Regions from separate parts of the Homo sapiens genome. Here region 1 is linked to region 2. A link is an interaction called in ENCODE POLR2A ChIA-PET data of the cell type or tissue named here. Cell type or tissue: OCI-LY7. All regions are shown on one strand. Each heading gives the region's core, and the rest is flanking DNA. Links, peaks and the distances in the headings are about the cores only. Region 1 overlaps IRF4 (interferon regulatory factor 4). Region 2 overlaps DUSP22 (dual specificity phosphatase 22).

The links. ChIA-PET counts read pairs that join two places held together with the same protein. Peaks named below come from ENCODE experiments on the same cell type or tissue, not always from the same donor. Only the 100,000 strongest peaks of a DNase experiment are listed, where the experiment ranks them.
Region 1: POLR2A ChIA-PET joins it to region 2 with 6 read pairs; 4 of 35 experiments call an interaction of 5 or more read pairs at or near these places.

What each region holds. Positions count from the first base shown.
Region 1 is chr6:406,786-412,156 of GRCh38, forward strand. IRF4 (interferon regulatory factor 4) reads left to right here. Exons shown (of 9, transcript NM_002460.4): 9 at 670-4,658. The coding sequence ends at 813. Among named protein-coding and RNA genes, the nearest start is that of IRF4, 18 kb to the left of the region's middle. RefSeq lists enhancers at 3,343-3,432, 3,853-4,002, 4,903-5,052. In OCI-LY7, for the core only: CTCF peaks have their summits at 2,199 and 2,402; a DNase peak (open chromatin) is centred at 2,236.
Region 2 is chr6:349,792-355,162 of GRCh38, forward strand. It overlaps DUSP22 (dual specificity phosphatase 22), which reads left to right. Exons shown (of 7, transcript NM_001286555.3): 7 at 1-1,564. Among named protein-coding and RNA genes, the nearest start is that of IRF4, 39 kb to the right of the region's middle. RefSeq lists enhancers at 1,681-2,535, 4,187-4,236. In OCI-LY7, for the core only: CTCF peaks have their summits at 1,723 (motif pointing right) and 2,001; DNase peaks (open chromatin) are centred at 2,130, 4,227 and 5,060; H3K4me3 peaks cover 671 bases; H3K27ac peaks cover 2,912 bases.

The sequences.
Region 1 (5,371 bases), core at 57-5,056, 57 kb after region 2:
AGTCGTCATATATAAAATACAGTCTCTAATATCATGATTGATGGAGAGCATTCAGCTTGCCTTAGATGCTGTAAATTCAGGAAAAGCTGAACATTAAGGCGTTTTTGTTTTTTGGTGAGTGTGATCCACGCTAATAACCAGACAGTATAAATTTGAGGCCAGTTAGCTTCTCTTTTTCCACAATAGTAGTTTTGTTGTTGTTTAACTTTACTTTTTATTTCTTTTACCTCTGGTTGAGAACTATACAGATTACCTAGAAATCAAATCATTCAGGATGAGCTCCTTGTTTCTTTCAAACTGCAGTTGTGGAAAAACAAAATCATTGGCCTAAATTACCCTGCAGATTCCCTCAGACTTCCTTTTAATTTGATCACTTTACTTGATTTGATGCAGTTTTAGTTAAATGTACATTTTAAGTGGCAGTCGATTTGAAAGTAACATCTTTAACCCAGAATTAAGTCACTTTGGCTGTTTTTTTACATGTTGATCTATGGAAGGACTAACCAAAAAATTGCTTCTTTAGATGGCTCCAAATATGAAATGTTTTGATGTGTTCTAGGATGTAACTTTGGGCTTTACGTTACTGTCTCCTTAGAATCTGAGTGCTGTTTAATAGTGAGCCAGTTGCAGGATATCTCAGTAATGTCTTTTTAAAATCTCTTATTAAAGGTAGAACCTCTGCTAGCCAGACAACTATATTATTTTGCTCAACAAAACAGTGGACATTTCCTGAGGGGCTACGATTTACCAGAACACATCAGCAATCCAGAAGATTACCACAGATCTATCCGCCATTCCTCTATTCAAGAATGAAAAATGTCAAGATGAGTGGTTTTCTTTTTCCTTTTTTTTTTTTTTTTTTTGATACGGGGATACGGGGTCTTGCTCTGTCTCCCAGGCTGGAGTGCAGTGACACAATCTCAGCTCACTGTGACCTCCGCCTCCTGGGTTCAAGAGACTCTCCTGCCTCAGCCTCCCTGGTAGCTGGGATTACAGGTGTGAGCCACTGCACCCACCCAAGACAAGTGATTTTCATTGTAAATATTTGACTTTAGTGAAAGCGTCCAATTGACTGCCCTCTTACTGTTTTGAGGAATTCAGAAGTGGAGATTTCAGTTCAGCGGTTGAGGAGAATTGCGGCGAGACAAGCATGGAAAATCAGTGACATCTGATTGGCAGATGAGCTTATTTCAAAAGGAAGGGTGGCTTTGCATTTCTTGTGTTCTGTAGACTGCCATCATTGATGATCACTGTGAAAATTGACCAAGTGATGTGTTTACATTTACTGAAATGCGCTCTTTAATTTGTTGTAGATTAGGTCTTGCTGGAAGACAGAGAAAACTTGCCTTTCAGTATTGACACTGACTAGAGTGATGACTGCTTGTAGGTATGTCTGTGCCATTTCTCAGGGAAGTAAGATGTAAATTGAAGAAGCCTCACACGTAAAAGAAATGTATTAATGTATGTAGGAGCTGCAGTTCTTGTGGAAGACACTTGCTGAGTGAAGGAAATGAATCTTTGACTGAAGCCGTGCCTGTAGCCTTGGGGAGGCCCATCCCCCACCTGCCAGCGGTTTCCTGGTGTGGGTCCCTCTGCCCCGCCCTCCTTCCCATTGGCTTTCTCTCCTTGGCCTTTCCTGGAAGCCAGTTAGTAAACTTCCTATTTTCTTGAGTCAAAAAACATGAGCGCTACTCTTGGATGGGACATTTTTGTCTGTCCTACAATCTAGTAATGTCTAAGTAATGGTTAAGTTTTCTTGTTTCTGCATCTTTTTGACCCTCATTCTTTAGAGATGCTAAAATTCTTCGCATAAAGAAGAAGAAATTAAGGAACATAAATCTTAATACTTGAACTGTTGCCCTTCTGTCCAAGTACTTAACTATCTGTTCCCTTCCTCTGTGCCACGCTCCTCTGTTTGTTTGGCTGTCCAGCGATCAGCCATGGCGACACTAAAGGAGGAGGAGCCGGGGACTCCCAGGCTGGAGAGCACTGCCAGGACCCACCACTGGAAGCAGGATGGAGCTGACTACGGAACTGCACACTCAGTGGGCTGTTTCTGCTTATTTCATCTGTTCTATGCTTCCTCGTGCCAATTATAGTTTGACAGGGCCTTAAAATTACTTGGCTTTTTCCAAATGCTTCTATTTATAGAATCCCAAAGACCTCCACTTGCTTAAGTATACCTATCACTTACATTTTTGTGGTTTTGAGAAAGTACAGCAGTAGACTGGGGCGTCACCTCCAGGCCGTTTCTCATACTACAGGATATTTACTATTACTCCCAGGATCAGCAGAAGATTGCGTAGCTCTCAAATGTGTGTTCCTGCTTTTCTAATGGATATTTTAAATTCATTCAACAAGCACCTAGTAAGTGCCTGCTGTATCCCTACATTACACAGTTCAGCCTTTATCAAGCTTAGTGAGCAGTGAGCACTGAAACATTATTTTTTAATGTTTAAAAAGTTTCTAATATTAAAGTCAGAATATTAATACAATTAATATTAATATTAACTACAGAAAAGACAAACAGTAGAGAACAGCAAAAAAATAAAAAGGATCTCCTTTTTTCCCAGCCCAAATTCTCCTCTCTAAAAGTGTCCACAAGAAGGGGTGTTTATTCTTCCAACACATTTCACTTTTCTGTAAATATACATAAACTTAAAAAGAAAACCTCATGGAGTCATCTTGCACACACTTTCATGCAGTGCTCTTTGTAGCTAACAGTGAAGATTTACCTCGTTCTGCTCAGAGGCCTTGCTGTGGAGCTCCACTGCCATGTACCCAGTAGGGTTTGACATTTCATTAGCCATGCAACATGGATATGTATTGGGCAGCAGACTGTGTTTCGTGAACTGCAGTGATGTATACATCTTATAGATGCAAAGTATTTTGGGGTATATTATCCTAAGGGAAGATAAAGATGATATTAAGAACTGCTGTTTCACGGGGCCCTTACCTGTGACCCTCTTTGCTGAAGAATATTTAACCCCACACAGCACTTCAAAGAAGCTGTCTTGGAAGTCTGTCTCAGGAGCACCCTGTCTTCTTAATTCTCCAAGCGGATGCTCCATTTCAATTGCTTTGTGACTTCTTCTTCTTTGTTTTTTTAAATATTATGCTGCTTTAACAGTGGAGCTGAATTTTCTGGAAAATGCTTCTTGGCTGGGGCCACTACCTCCTTTCCTATCTTTACATCTATGTGTATGTTGACTTTTTAAAATTCTGAGTGATCCAGGGTATGACCTAGGGAATGAACTAGCTATGAAATACTCAGGGTTAGGAATCCTAGCACTTGTCTCAGGACTCTGAAAAGGAACGGCTTCCTCATTCCTTGTCTTGATAAAGTGGAATTGGCAAACTAGAATTTAGTTTGTACTCAGTGGACAGTGCTGTTGAAGATTTGAGGACTTGTTAAAGAGCACTGGGTCATATGGAAAAAATGTATGTGTCTCCCAGGTGCATTTCTTGGTTTATGTCTTGTTCTTGAGATTTTGTATATTTAGGAAAACCTCAAGCAGTAATTAATATCTCCTGGAACACTATAGAGAACCAAGTGACCGACTCATTTACAACTGAAACCTAGGAAGCCCCTGAGTCCTGAGCGAAAACAGGAGAGTTAGTCGCCCTACAGAAAACCCAGCTAGACTATTGGGTATGAACTAAAAAGAGACTGTGCCATGGTGAGAAAAATGTAAAATCCTACAGTGAAATGAGCAGCCCTTACAGTATTGTTACCACCAAGGGCAGGTAGGTATTAGTGTTTGAAAAAGCTGGTCTTTGAGCGAGGGCATAAATACAGCTAGCCCCAGGGGTGGAACAACTCTGGGAGTCTTGGGTACTCGCACCTCTTGGCTTTGTTGATGCTCCGCCAGGAAGGCCACTTGTGTGTGCGTGTCAGTTACTTTTTTAGTAACAATTCAGATCCAGTGTAAACTTCCGTTCATTGCTCTCCAGTCACATGCCCCCACTTCCCCACAGGTGAAAGTTTTTCTGAAAGTGTTGGGATTGGTTAAGGTCTTTATTTGTATTACGTATCTCCCCAAGTCCTCTGTGGCCAGCTGCATCTGTCTGAATGGTGCGTGAAGGCTCTCAGACCTTACACACCATTTTGTAAGTTATGTTTTACATGCCCCGTTTTTGAGACTGATCTCGATGCAGGTGGATCTCCTTGAGATCCTGATAGCCTGTTACAGGAATGAAGTAAAGGTCAGTTTTTTTTTGTATTGATTTTCACAGCTTTGAGGAACATGCATAAGAAATGTAGCTGAAGTAGAGGGGACGTGAGAGAAGGGCCAGGCCGGCAGGCCAACCCTCCTCCAATGGAAATTCCCGTGTTGCTTCAAACTGAGACAGATGGGACTTAACAGGCAATGGGGTCCACTTCCCCCTCTTCAGCATCCCCCGTACCCCACTTTCTGCTGAAAGAACTGCCAGCAGGTAGGACCCCAGAGGCCCCCAAATGAAAGCTTGAATTTCCCCTACTGGCTCTGCGTTTTGCTGAGATCTGTAGGAAAGGATGCTTCACAAACTGAGGTAGATAATGCTATGCTGTCGTTGGTATACATCATGAATTTTTATGTAAATTGCTCTGCAAAGCAAATTGATATGTTTGATAAATTTATGTTTTTAGGTAAATAAAAACTTTTAAAAATTTGTTATGGAATGTGTGTGTGTGTTATTAAACATGCATCCTGATAGCTTTTAAAGCACTTTCTCCTGCGGTTACGTTCCTTCAGAGAGGCTGCTGTACGTGTCTCTGAAATCAGATCTCCAAGTGTTCACCTTGTTAAAGAGACAAACGCTGGCCAAGTGCCGGGCTGCTCCTCCCACACAGAGGAGTGTCTGTGAAGAGTAATCATCCTGCTCTCCCGTTAGCATCTGCCTCCTCTTCCTTTATCTGTACTTTAAAAGGTTTAGGGCTTTCAAGGAAGTTGTTTTTAATGTTTTCTTTTGTTTATATTCGAAGCTCCTCTGATTTTGGTCATTGCTAAAAAGAAGGGATATAGGTTAACTAACACTCCAAATGTGAAAATCAAATGGAAAACTGGATAAAGAGAACAGGATTTAGATGGAACCCCTGGGGATCCGTACGTCTGCTGTTGACCTCAGCTCCAAACTCTTCCTCTCTCTGAGCAGCCAGGCAAGGGAGTCTCCTTTCTCAGCTTCATCGCTTCTACTGATTACATGGCTCAGCTCCTATGCACCTACTAACTTCCAGTCCAGCAGAAAAACTCAAAGAACCAGGCTGCAGCTGCTGGTGCTAAAATCCTTGCAGCTGAAGGTTACATAGAGCTGTCAGAAAAGTTTGTAGTTTGGATCTAGAACCCCCCCTAGAATAGTAGATTAGCATAATTTTGATTTTGCTAAATGG
Region 2 (5,371 bases), core at 81-5,080:
TCTACTTGGTGTTTGTTCTCTGGAGCTGATTGCACTTGAGCTCTGTGGTGGGCAGGCGCACTTTAGCCTAAGTTGGGTGCCCCAGGGCACCCCCTCCTCTCTGCTCCTTGCCAGCTTCATTCACTCCCAGCCTCTCGCTGTCCTCACTTTGCAGGGGCTCCTCCTCAACATTTGCATGCACCTGCAAGAATTGGGAAGAAAGAGCATTTATTAGGCACTGTAGCAATTTGCATTTTAAAATGCCTGAGCATTTATTAAGCTTCTTGGTATTCACTTGGGTTTGATAATTGATCTGAGCTACCTCATTGAATGTTTTTGGAAAGGTGTTTTTTGGTATGCAAGTCAGCTTTGCCTCACAGTTGAAAATGTTCGGTCATGATTGCTTTTGAAACCAAAGGGGAAGGTACCGATATCATTGAGCTATTTAAAGTTGCCAGTTTGGGCTCCAGTAATGCTTTCTGGTGGGTAAAATTCCACATTCAGGCCACGAGAGCATCTACAGTTTGTACTCTGGGGCTGCAGGCATCCTGGGACGCTGTACGCAATTCAGTGGTCTAGTCCTTTATACCGACTCAGATTCCTTAAGCATGCAGAGTCACTCGAATGAAAAAACATACTCGACCTCTCCCTAAAAAGATGTTGCAACCCAGTTTCTCTGAATTCCACCACAAAAAGAGACCCTGAATAAGAAGAGCAGTTTTCCTGTGCATATAGAGGGTGTGTCAAAGGTGAGCTTTTTGGGGACCGGGAAAAACAAAGTTGCCTGATTCCGCGCAGGTGCACAGGCCCCGGATGTACACCCGGAAAGGGGAGTGTGGCTGTAGAATCATCCATCCGTCTACAGCTAAAACAATTTGCCAATAAAGTACATGTTTTTCCTAAGCCAAAAATAAATACGTTAACAGAAAAATGATTTAGGATATAGCTTGAATGCTTAAATATGTGCACCTTTACAAACCTCTCAGTGTATTCTTGGAGTTCTTGAAATGTTGTTTTAATATTTGTTGCCAGTAATGTTCTTTCTTCACAGCCGCTCCGGGAATTCTGAAGTTCTGGGCCTTTCTCAGAAGACTGTAATGTACCTGAAGTTTCTGAAATATTGCAAACCCACAGAGTTTAGGCTGGTGCTGCCAAAAAGAAAAGCAACATAGAGTTTAAGTATCCAGTAGTGATTTGTAAACTTGTTTTTCATTTGAAGCTGAATATATACGTAGTCATGTTTATGTTGAGAACTAAGGATATTCTTTAGCAAGAGAAAATATTTTCCCCTTATCCCCACTGCTGTGGAGGTTTCTGTACCTCGCTTGGATGCCTGTAAGGATCCCGGGAGCCTTGCCGCACTGCCTTGTGGGTGGCTTGGCGCTCGTGATTGCTTCCTGTGAACGCCTCCCAAGGACGAGCCCAGTGTAGTTGTGTGGCGTGAACTCTGCCCGTGTGTTCTCAAATTCCCCAGCTTGGGAAATAGCCCTTGGTGTGGGTTTTATCTCTGGTTTGTGTTCTCCGTGGTGGAATTGACCGAAAGCTCTATGTTTTCGTTAATAAAGGGCAACTTAGCCAAGTTTAAGGTCGCGTGCGATGCATTCTTCCCTAGCCAAGGGGCAGTCACCACGCGCCCTTCTGCCTGTGAGGGATTCCAAGGCAAGACTGAAGCCTACTCCTGGTTTTATTTTAGAGGCTATTGTTTGCCTCCAGAAGGCGCTATAGCAGATGCTACAAAAGGTGAATTCATGTCTCCAAGAAAGAAAAATAGGCCATGAGTGTGAGGCGAAGGAAATGTGGACATGAGAGTTAGTTCTGTTTTGCCTGCACGGTGGGAGCGGCGTATTCGGCACCTGGAACGAGTTGTGTTTGCCCAGGAGCATGCAGCCAGCCGCGCCGTGTGCATCTGCCGCACAGCATTGAACACAGCTACTCTCATTCCATCTTCAGCTTTTAATCTGAGGGAACGTCACCTGAATTGACGAGAAATTTAAGTCAATTTGTAAAATTTTCCTTCTCTGATCTGGTGGAGGAAAAGGGAAATTTAACGCTGCTAGGGTAAGTTTGGGTTGATCTAAAGGCAAGTGAACTCATGAGCTGGTTGACTGTAGGTGGCAGACTTTATGTAGATTCTGATGCCTTGAAGCTCCCGGCAGCAGCTCAGGGGAGTGGCTGGGGGCCACAGGAGAGGCATAGGGAGGTAAGGCACCTTGCCAGGTCCCCAGAGGTCTGACTCCTGAGCTTCTAGCCTCTGCAGCAGTCCGATGAGCGTGAGGGGACACTCTGAATGCCTGGTATGGCACAGGTGGCTCTGTCCTCGGTGCCTCTGAGTGTTTTCATGGGCCAGACCAGCAAGCCCTGGTTGTGTCTCCTGTGGGGCCCACTCAGGAGGCAGCAGCCAGGCCCCAGCACAGCCCAGGAAGACTTGTGTGTGTCTCCTGGGGTGTGAGGCAGTAGCCACAGCAGGAAAACAGGTTTTCATGCAACAGCCCCAGTCTGCAGGGTCACCCAGCTCTCAGCCAATGTCACTCCCCACTACCATGTCTTACTGCAGGCTTATATCTGACACCAACACCCATCATCTCATAATTGCGTGCTGCTCTGCAGGTCCCGAACTGTTGCCCCTAAGCTTTTTAAACTGACAGAGAAGGTATTTCACTCATTCGAGGCTCAGAGGGGCTGTGAAATGCACCTCGGAATGCGCCTGAAGATGTCCACATTGCTGGGACTGGAACCTGCTGGATCTTTTGGTCCCAAATCAGTGGGCAGGGAGGGAAGGAGTGAGGGCACAAGGGGCTGCCAGCTGTGGCTGGCGAAAGCAGCTGGGAGGAGCTCAGCAGAGTCACTCATGGGCTCCGGCCCAGGGCTCTGGAGGGTTCCACTGAGGCAGGGCCAGGCTCAGGCAGCAGTGTTGGCACCAGGAAGCTCTCCTTGCCTGCCCCCCTCCAGTCTCTGGGAGTTTGTTTTGGGCCATCGAGTGGGGGCAGTCAATTCCTGACCTCTGTCCGGAAGCTCAGGGCCATGCTGAGATGGTATTGACCATCTTAGATGTTACAAGCCAGAGATCCCGGTCTGTTCACAAGCAGGCCAGGCCTTGTGGGTCACCCTGGAGATGGGAATTGGCAACCTCTGAGCCCCCGTGAAGACCTGGACGTGTACAATGAGGTGGGTTGAGGTCCACGGCACTTTCCGTTATGCTGTTTTTTCTTCAATTTCTTTGAACACAGATCTTTTCTAGCCTGAAACTCAGAATCACAGCCTATAAGCAGAGGAGACTTAACTGGGTCAGCTGCCTCTCCATTCATTCATTCATTCATTCATTCATTGACTTGACAAATTTATAATGATCGTAACAGGTGCTATGGGATCCAGCCAGGCCTCAGACACACTCCTGATTCTCAGAAAGACTGTGGCCTGGGGGGGTTGGCAGTTAGGAAAGTTGTCACTCACAGCAGGGGTCCCCAGCCCCTGGGTCACAGAGCAGTACTGGTCCATGGCCTGTTAGGAGCTGAGCCACACAGCAGGAGGTGACCACTTCCTGTCAGATCAGCAGTGGCATCAAATGCTCATAGGAGCACAGACCCCATCGTGAACCGTATGCGAGGGATCTAGGTTGCACGCTCCTTATGATAATCTAATTAGTGCCCAGTGATCTGAGATGGAACAGTTTCGTCTCGAAACCATCCCTGCCCCACTGTGATCCATGGAAAAATTGTCTTCCACGAAACTGGTTCCTGGTACCAAAAAGGTTGGGGACTGCTGACTTACAGGACAGCATGGTAAGGACTATTACAGCTGTCCCTGGTGCCGTGTATGGGGGAAAGGGGTGAAAAGACACATTCCAGTTTGAGGAGGTGGGAACATTTAAGGGAAGTATCTTAGAAAACGCAGTACCTAATTTAAGACCTGCAGTATAAGCCGTGGAATGAGCTGGGCATGGCGGGAAGGAAGGAGAGTTCAGGTGGAGGCTCAGCACGTGGGCTAGCCAGCAGGCATGAAAGACCTTGGGGTCAGGAACGAGAGCCACTGCAGAACTAGAGCAGCCTCCCCAGGGCTGGGCAGTGCTGGGATTGTGCCAGCAAGGCTGCGAGCACAGCCGAAGCCTGACCAGCCAGGTTTACTTCCTAGGCCAGCCCTTGGAGCTAAGCAGGCTGAGAGGGGCAGCACCTTACCATGTTCTCAGAGGTCTGACTCCTGAGCTTGTAACCTTGTAAGTGGTGCGGCTGCAATTCTGCAGATGGTGGGGGAGTGGAGGACTTGCTGAAGGGTGCTGAGCCAGCGGGACGCATGATGGATGTGCAGGCAGAAGGCTCACGCAGGTGCCCAAGTGGGGTGGGACTGCATGTTGGGGCCAGTCAGGAGGCTGCTGCTAGGACTATGCCGGTGAGAAAAAACAGCAGCCTGCCACGGGTCATGGTGGTGGAGATGAAGAGGGGCCCAGCAGGCAAATGGACTTGATGGAGGGTGGGGAAGGACATGCAACTATTCTTGGTGACTGATTGCATATTGGGGAGTGAGGGCCCAGTGCCCCGCCTGCTCTCTGGGACCTTGGTAACAGTGCGGTGGCTCTTTTGTCCCAGCATCTTCCTGTACTGTGTGGTGTGTATGCCTCTGCAAAAAGGTTTAAGGAAGATGCTACAGAAGGGGCTGGGTGGGTCCCAGATCAGGGGCCTCCAAGCGGGGCTGTGCTTGGGTGTAACCTGGCTCTGCGGTTAGGTACCATGTTTGTCCATCATCCAGGACACATTCCCAGGGACCAGACTCATGAAAATGAAGATTGAATTCAAATTTCCGATTTCCTATTTTACTGTGAAGGATAAAATATTGGCTCTCCAAAGACTAATGTCATCTCCTGGTCAGGCTAGCTCTGTTTCTGTCATTAGCAAGATTTGGGGAGATTACCTTAGTCCTGGGGCATTGTGCAGTGAGCGTGAGTGGTCAGGACCTGAAGCTGGGTAGCCAAGGCTCTGTCCATACCTGCCGTGTCTCCGGGCTGGGGTGCTGCTGGTGCAGCAGATGAGGCACATGTGAGAGCAGGGCTGCTGCTCCTGAGAGGCTGCCTTTCCTGGGCCCCAGGCAGACCCCTGCTGCACACCTGTTCTCTCTGCCCATGGTGATTATTATTTTGTGTGTCTGACAGAGTCTCACTCTGTTGCCCAGGCCAGAGTGCAGTGGTGCAGTCTCGGTTCACTGCGACCTCTGTCTCCCGGGTTCAAGTGACTCTCCTGCCTCAGCTTCCCAAGTAACTAGGACTACAGGCGTGTGCTACCACGCCTGGCTAATTTTTATATTTTTAATAGAGACGGGGTTTCGCCATGTTGGCGAGGCTGGTCTCGAACGCCTAACCGCAAATGATCCACCCACCTCAGCCTCCCAGAATGCTGGGATTACA